Regions from separate parts of the Homo sapiens genome. Here all the other regions are linked to region 3. The links are chromatin contacts, found by Hi-C in ENCODE. All regions are on one chromosome and are shown on one strand. Each heading gives the region's core, a stretch centred on a gene start or an enhancer-like site at or near the end of the contact. The rest is flanking DNA. Distances are from core to core; before and after follow the strand shown.

Region 1 (2,796 bases), core at 40-2,539, 1.5 Mb after region 3:
AAACTCTGCCTTTTTGAGTTTTTATGGTGGCTTCATTGCATAGGCATGATTGATTATATCATTGGCCATTGTTGATGGCCAACTCAATCTTCAGCCCCTCTCCCTTCTCCATAGGTTAGGGCTGAAAGTCTCAATCCTCTAATTATGTCTTGGTCTTTCTGGCAACCAGCTCCCATCCTGAAGCTATCTAGGGTTCCACACCTACTGGTTATCTCATTAACATACAAAAGATAATCCATCATTTCTGAAATTCTAAGGGTTTTAGTATCTGTATGCCAGGAAACAGGGAAGAAGACCAGATATATATTTCACAATACCACAATGGCTTTCCTGGGTCTCCAGGTAAATGGCAGAACATAGGACATCTTAGCATAATCTCATGAGCTAATTTCTTACTAATTTCTTATAATACATCTCTCTTTATGTGTACACACATGCACACACACACCCCTATTATAGGTTGGTGCAAAAGTAATTGTGGTTTTACCACTAAAAGTAATGGCAAAAACCGCAATTACTTTTACACCAACCTAATAGTCCTGTTTCTCTGGAAAACCCTAACTAATACAAAGTTTCACCCCATGGAGCTTTGATTCTCCCACATTTTGGACTTGTACATATGTGAATGCCAAGGAATCATGTGGTGGCATCTTATGCCTTAGCATTAAAAGAGAATCCCAGGATGGGAGGAGAGGTGCTAGCAGTTTGTACCTTGTGAAGTCACACAAGTCACACATACCTGTATGTTGCTGCAATGGCTGTTGGAATAAGTACACAGAGTCCCCAAAGACTAGTGAGGCCAAGATGTGTGAGTCATTTTCCATCACACACAAAAAACCCAATTGTTCTAAGTATGTATTTTACCAAGCAGCTTTATAGAAAGAAAAACAAACAAACAAACCAAACAACAACAACAACAAAAAACCTTGGCCAGGCACAGTGGCTTACACCTGTAATCCCAGCATTTTGGGAGATTCAGGCGGGTGGATCCTTTGAGCTTGGGAGTTTGAGATCAGCCTGGGTAATGTGGCGAAACCTCATCTCTACCAAAAATATAAAAACTAGCCAGGTGTGGTGGTGCACGCCTGTAGTCCCAGCTGCTTAGGAAACTGAGGTGGGAAGATTGCCTGAGCCCAAGAGGTAGAGGTTTCAGTGAGCCGTGGGAAGATTGCCTGAGCCCAAGAGGTAGAGGTTTCAGTGAGCCGTGGGAAGATTGCCTGAGCCCAAGAGGTAGAGGTTTCAGTGAGCCAAGATTGTATCACTGCACAACTGTTGCCTGGGCAACAGAGCCAGATCCTGTCTCAAACAACAAAAACAGTCCTTATATTTAATCTCTCACAGATAAAAAAAATAGTATTTTAGCAATTATTAAAAAGTATCTTGTTTTTGAAAGAAATTTGTGCTATGAAAAGGGCATTTTGAATATAAACTGAAAAATTTTCCATTTTTAAGTGATACAGCTAAAAATTATTACAGCTTCTTTAAAATCCCCTTATCAGCATGCCTAACAAGATTTTTCTAATTTATTCTAAATCTTTCACATAAAGAATTCAGTGAGTTTTAAATTCATTTATTACATAAGAATATTATAACTTTTTATTAGTTTATAGAAAAGTTTAGTGACATCAGGATAAATTGATATTTATTATATGAAAGTTATGAAAACTTTTGTATAGTTGCTAAGTAGGATTAAAAAATGAGTATCAGAATTTGGTAAACACAGCCAGAGATACATTTCATTTGCACACAAATGTTTTTGTGAGGTTTCTTTTTCAGTTAGGAAAATCATTAAAATCATGTACTGATGTAAACTAAACTTAGTACCGGACTTTCAAATCACTTGATTCCAAAGTTTAAATCAAGGTTTTTAAAAATAAAGTATTTTCAATTATAAAATGATTAATAATTTTCTAGTGAGAGTAAAGATGTTTGAAATATTAGGCTTAGTTTATTTGATGTATATATTTAATCCTATAAAATTTCTTTTGTAATAACTATCTGCAGAGTAGCATATTTGTGATTTATAAATATTATATGCTCAGAATCCTTGATTGATAAGAGCATATGATTAAAAAATGAAAACACATTGTAGAGTTATTCATAGTCACATATGTATGTAACTGAATATATATGATATATATAATATAAATAAATATATTTAAAATACATATTTATATATAAATATGTATTATATATAAATATATATCATATATTATATATAAATATAAACAAATATATATATATAAAGAGCCATGATACATTGTCTTTAGGACAATATCCTTCCAATCTTAGCTGATCAAGTACTCTGTGTTTTCCTATCCGGTTTTACTACCCATGACTTCTTGGCGGTAATTCCTATCTACCTTCCTAATCATTTCTCTTCATTCACTTAATACTTCAACTACTGACTCACTGCCTTCCTGTACATCTTCATTCCTGTCATTGTTCTTAGTGATTCCAAGAACCATGTAGAAGAAACACTCTGAACTTTAGCTTCTCTATTCCTTGACCTCTCCTCTTTCAATGTTTTCCTCTATCCCACCTTTGCCACCTATCACAAGACCACTGGAACTTATCACCACTAATGAAACCACCTGGTAATTCTTTATTTGAAGCATCCTACTTTATGACCATCACCTCCTGTTCTTCTAATTCATTTACCTGAGTCTTCCATTGCTGCAGTTCTTTAGCCCTATTGTAATCTGCAAACTACTGTTTTCCTTGTTTGAACTTCAGTAGCTTAACATTGGTAGAAAATACTAGGGTGACTGATAACACTTGAAATTCATCACAAAA
Region 2 (2,809 bases), core at 304-2,803, 1.6 Mb after region 3:
TTAATTTTTATTTTTTCTTGGATATCTAAATCTTTTAATTTTTCTTCTTTAGGATTTATATACTTCCTTTTTAGGTTATGTTATGATCCTTCTCTCCAACTTAAAAACTTAAAACAATCAAATAAAACAACCATATCTTGTCAGAGTTATGCTGTGATTTGTGTACAAGTAGAAGGCCAGGTGGACAAATGACGGGTACTGTAAAATGAATCCAAAGCTACAAATGCAGCTTTGTTTGCAATGACAAATAGCTCTCTAATGCAACTAATTTAAATATGAAGGCTAGGTTATTGCAATAAGCTAAAAACCATTTAAAATCATTTTTAGGAAAAAAAACCCTCTCCTTGGATGTATGTGGGCTGTATTCTTAGACTTTGAAGATCAGGCTTAGGAGTTAATATTATTTAGTGGTGATTGGGACAGAGTGTCATTTTGTGACACTCCAGGACAAGTAGCCTCAGGGTGTCATGAGATTTCATGCTAGCTTGGTAAAATGAAATAATTCTAAATGACACCTCTGAGCTACTCTGAAAAGTTAGCTTTCTAATGAGAACTTAGCTACTGAAGAAGCACTTGGCTGAGTAACAAATCTCTCTACCTTTGCAAAGAATTTCTTTTTTTTACCCCCTGCTGGCATTTAAACTCAACCATTTACATTTAGGAAATCACCAATATATGTAAAAATGAAAAGGAAGGTAGAGAAGCAGCAGAAAAAGTGTGGTTGAAATAATCATTTAGCTATGATGACCATGCCAAATGTAGGTAATATTTAGAAAAAAAATTTGGATGCCATACACACAGAATTGAGGAAATTAGTTTTTGATATAGATATGTCAGAATTGGTTCTGTGATATAGTGGCAGTTTAAAAGTGTTTTCCCAAGAGAGGACTGTCAGATTCTGCTCTAAAACCAATAGAAAATGACTCAGTCTCAATTATACTTTGTATCCTAATTGCAGAGACCTTTAACATAATGACATAATGAACAATTAACACTCAACAAAGTATCAAAACCAACCACAAAAACTGCTCAAGGACTTTCAGAAAACATTCATTCTTTCAATAAATATTCACTGTAGTCCAAGAGATGTAACGAAGAACAAGACTAATAAGATTCTTACTTTTTCAAAATTACATCCTCATTGGGAGACACAGATGAATGAAGTAAGCACACATATTTATCAACTAATTTCAGATAGTGTTAAGTTCTAAGACGAAAATAAAACAGGGTGATGTGATAGAATGTACCTTGTGTGTGGATGTTGCAGAGAGGGTCAGCTTTAGTCAGGGAAGGCATCCTAGATAAGGAGGTATTTGTGCTAAAACCTGAATGATGAGGACTCCACCACGTCAAGATTTGGAGAAAAGGCATTCCATACAGAGAAACAGCAAGTGCAAAGTCCTTGAGATGGGAAAGAGCATGGTATGTTCAAAAAGAAAAAAGAACACCAGCATGGTGACAACAGAAGGGACAGTGTTGCAGAAGATGAGGTCAGAGTGATAGAGAGGAGACAGATTGGACTTTTGTTCTAAGTACAACAGGAAGCGATTTCAGCATTATAAGGAGAGAAAGGAAAGAATATGCATGATTCAAAATGATCACATTTTCATCTGGATGAAGATTAAATTGCAGAGGGGCAAACTTAGAAGAGGAGAGACAAGTTAGAGGTTTTTGTGGTAGTGCAGGTGTTTGACAATGGTGGTGAGATTAGCATGGTAGTACTGGAAATAGTAATTAGATTCTGGATACACTCTGGGAGTAGGGTCTACATATTGAGGGTTTGGATATAGAGAACAAGGGGAAGAGAGGAATCAAGCATCTCCCCTAGGATTTTGCCTTGAGCTGCTCGTGAAGTGGAAATGCATTTACTGAGAGAAGACTGGGGGAGAACAATTTATAAGGGAGGAAATTAGAAGTTCTACTCCAGGTATGTTAAGTTTAAAATGCCTATTACTTGTCTAAGCGGATCTTGACTACAAAACTGTCTGTAGTCTCAGCAAACGAGTTCTGTGGGCAATCAGCATTATTCTCTTTTTCTTGCCTTCCTGCATATTCGTAGCTTGAGGGAAAAATAGAAAAAAAAAATTCACTTGTTTATTCATTCAACAAATATTTATTAAACCATCTATTCCATAAACATTTATGCTAGGCACTGTTCTAGCAAATGTGGATAGGGGAATAAACAAGTTCTATTTTGTATCAAACTTTTTTTCCTTTTCAGGTTTAGTTTCAAGAGTGTGGGTGAAAAATGGATGACTCATTTCCGTTCTTTACTAGCTGGTCCAAGGCTGGCAGTTTGGTCTCTGTTGCCTCACTCTTCTCTGGTATGCAGTAGAAACATTCAGAAATAGACTTAGTAGCCTGGATATACAATGTCACCTGCCAAAGTCCTTCAATACCATAGTAATGAATAAAAAATGAATGGTACTAATTGATATATATTTCCTCCCATTTATTCATCCTATGTTTTTGTTTTTCTATTGTGTATTATTTTTTAAAGTACCAGAATAAACTAATGTCTTTGAGTTTGTGATGACTAATAGAAACAGTTGGATATAGAAATAATTCAGTTTAAGTCAGCCAAAGAAACACCAAAATGTTTCTGAGTAATTGGTTATTGCAGCCTTCTTAGTATTTCATTAGGGATAAATTGAGGTTTCTGAATCTAAGAAATTACCTGGTGCTTTTCAATACTGATATGATAGATTTTGATACCACTTGCTTAATATAGGAACATTTCCTGTTTTTCTTCTAGAGAACTCTGAATTAAAGAGAGAAGCAGAGATGAAAATAACTTCTCATTTGTGCT
Region 3 (2,922 bases), core at 339-2,838:
CAGAATTAGCCATGGTCCATAGTGACTAATTCTGTTTATGCTTATTAGTCTTATATGCTTGTATTCATAATTCAAAGTCCTAGAAAAGAAAAAGAAACAAGTGAAGAAAACTCAAAATGCCTAAACATCCAAATAAAAGAAAGTTTCAGAACTTTGAGCTCAAAGAGAGCTACATGTTCAAGTGAGCTCTGTGAGACAAGGCAAAATGCCTTCCTCATAATATCTTAAGCCAGGAATATGTTCTTTGAATTTACGACTTCTTAAAATAGGAGTCAATAAAAAAAATGCAGCAAGTGTTTGCAAGTTAACTGGGGAGAAAAATGTTTTTCTCCTAACACCACATTCAAGTTCTATGTATTGACACTAATATGAGTATATACAAACTTGTAACCAGAAGAGGTAGATTCTCTAATCCTTTATGTAAGTTAACTCATATATGCTTAAATTTGTTATTTTTATGTAAAACAATATTTTTAATCAAATGAAACTATAAAACAAACTGACTCTAAAGTTGGTCTGTACTTCATTTTCTTATAATCTATAATCAGGAAATCCATTCACTCCTGCTTTATAATTTTTGTGCCTTTAAGTGGTCAGAGGAATGTGACATCTGCATACAGTCACGTCTAAATTGATAATTGTCCAGGCAGAGGGTAATTTTAAAACATAGCATGAAAAAAGGTTGAATCCATATATTAGAAGGTTGTTGAGAGGTGGTGTTTCCCACCTCCCGGACCCCTGAATTTAAATGCGACCATTCTCTTTGGTGAATTTATCTTAAGGTGGGACAACAGGCTCAACACAGGCCGCAGCATTCTGAGTGAGGAGGAGGCTGCGGTTTCCCAGCCGGTTTAAATGCAGGCTCTTCTTAGCAGTAAACCACACGCATGTATTCATCATTGATTTTCAAATCATAGGTTTCTATATCACTGGTTTAGGATCCACAGTCTTGCATTCCTGAATCTATATTATGTCCAAAGAATAACAATTTGGTGGCTGGAAACAGAAATGGTTATTATACGGCTCCAAAATGCTAGCTGGCACAATATGCTAAAAACAGCAGAAATTCACTAGCAAAAAGCAGAATTTATTTGTTCTTAAAAATAACTTGATGCTCTAAAAATATGAATTTAAGAAGTGTCATCATGGTTCAAAATATTTTACATTTCAGTATGTAAACACCTTAAAATATGTGACTAATCTTCTAAAATGGCGTAATTTCCAAATAACAGGAAATATTCCAAGAGAAAAATAGAAGGCTTTTAAAATCAATTTTTTTAGTTTTGAGGTATTTACTGAATGAAAAGCTACAATGTATATTTACTTTTTTTTCCCCTACTGCTGCCCTGAATCACTGTTTAAAATGTGGGCAAAAAGACATAGGCTTTGTTGGAATTTCTCAGAGAGTTTACTGTAGAAAATGCTAAAAAAAAAAAAAAAAAAAAAAAAAAAAAAAAACAAACTTTTCTCAAGGCCTCCGTGAAGCATTTCCATTTTCGCACACTGGCCCAGTGCTTGTCATATCACAGGACAACACATTTCACGAAGCGGTTTTACTTCCTTTTAGCAAAATAACTCCTCCATGCAAACCAGTATCGGCATCTACCGAGCTGGGGTTTTAGTTTCTTCTGATCTATTCAAGCTTCATTGCACTGCTTAACAGACTTTTTTCTCCCCCTTCTTTTGAAATTACCCAGCTAATTTTCCATTTGATTGTTTATATAAACCAGATCTCACACAGGCTTAATAGATAAGTGACATATGTCTTCAGTGTGTCCATCTGACCTTCAGCTGACAGCAAAGTATAGAGCAGAATTGACCTTGATGTTCTTATTCTCTTTTTATCCCGTAGAATCTATTAATTCAAACTAAGTTCATAACATATTCACAATAATGATTCAGGATGACATATTAAATATAAAACTCCTCTAAGCACTCCATTTTGTCAAGCTTTTTTTTTTTAAGTGAACATACTCTCTTTTGTTTGTTTTTTTCTTCTAGTGAGAGGAAGTAAATGCATTGTTTTATGTAACAGCTTTTGCCATGGAATACTGTTCGAATTTACTGTAAAGAAAATTTGGGGGTTTGTCATATTTATCTAGCTTTAGAGAATTTGGCTAATATTCCAGAAGTTTTCTTATAGAAGGGAATTGATATTCAGATTCAACCAACATTTCTTAAGTGAGTCCTGTCACTTAACACACGTTTTGGGGGTGTCCAGTTTGCTTTATTTTTGTTTTTTTGCCCCAGGAACTGGGATAATTTTATTCATAATCCAATTGACAGACTTAATCTTGTAGTTATTTGTTATATATTCAGCCTGTTTATTCATGCATAAAATGAGACAGGTAAATGAATGGGATATGAAGAACAAATCTGCTTTATACAGTGTGCCTCAAATATATTTTGCTTCTAAAGATGTTCCCATAAATATCTCCTGAAATATACCTTTGCTCTGCCTTCCCAGTTCCTCATGGCCTCTATCTCAGGCCATCAAAGTAGTCTCCAGACTGGTCCACACTAGCAGGCCTTACTAATTCCTGAGTATACCAATGCCAGTAGATCTTTCTGACCACTTAGAGGTCTGTGTCATACCTCTACTCTGAAACTTTCATTTCCACCATATAAACCCAAGGACTTTTAGCCTGGAATTTGAGATCTCCACAGCCCAACCCCTGCATCCCTCCAGAGCCTCTGACACCCCTCTCTTTTCACGGGTCCCCTTCTAAACAGGTTCCTCTCAGTGCCCCTTACCATGCTCTTTAAACTCCTACCTCAGCCCTTTCCTACTGCCCAGTCACAAGCCTAACATATCTTCCTATGGCCTTTCTTTAAGGCCCTCATCAATTCCTGCCTCTTCTGTGAATCTTTTATTGGATCACCTCTTCTCTCCCGGGAACTCAATAACACTTAATCTGGATT

Evidence for each region. A loop is a pair of places that touch in the nucleus more often than their neighbours do. Pooled maps may share reads with other maps.
Region 1: a map with no recorded cell type shows a loop between it and region 3 (20-fold over the local background). The contact joins two enhancer-like sites. A Hi-C loop is called at or near these places in 4 of 37 single-sample maps with no recorded cell type and 3 of 50 pooled maps.
Region 2: a loop to region 3 is called in a map with no recorded cell type, with 8 times the contacts of the local background. The contact joins the promoter of MIR4280HG here to the enhancer-like site in region 3. A Hi-C loop is called at or near these places in 3 of 37 single-sample maps with no recorded cell type and 2 of 50 pooled maps.

What each region holds. Positions count from the first base shown.
Region 1 is chr5:87,229,589-87,232,384 of GRCh38, reverse strand. The region is part of intron 2 of LINC01949 (long intergenic non-protein coding RNA 1949); the gene reads left to right. All of the region lies in intron 2 of LOC101929380 (a long non-coding RNA gene), which reads right to left. Among named protein-coding and RNA genes, the nearest start is that of LINC01949, 8.2 kb to the left of the region's middle. RefSeq lists an enhancer at 937-1,306. Within about 2 kb of position 1,289, at least 2 of the 41 ENCODE cell types and tissues checked have a DNase peak (open chromatin) inside an H3K27ac peak, as active enhancers do.
Region 2 is chr5:87,120,939-87,123,747 of GRCh38, reverse strand. MIR4280HG (MIR4280 host gene) reads left to right here and starts at 1,553. Exons shown (of 2, transcript NR_186582.1): 1 at 1,553-1,927. The region is part of intron 1 of LOC101929380 (a long non-coding RNA gene); the gene reads right to left.
Region 3 is chr5:88,733,102-88,736,023 of GRCh38, reverse strand. The region is part of intron 6 of MEF2C (myocyte enhancer factor 2C); the gene reads left to right. Among named protein-coding and RNA genes, the nearest start is that of GSCAR, 37 kb to the right of the region's middle. RefSeq lists an enhancer at 631-730. Within about 2 kb of position 1,588, at least 9 of the 41 ENCODE cell types and tissues checked have a DNase peak (open chromatin) inside an H3K27ac peak, as active enhancers do.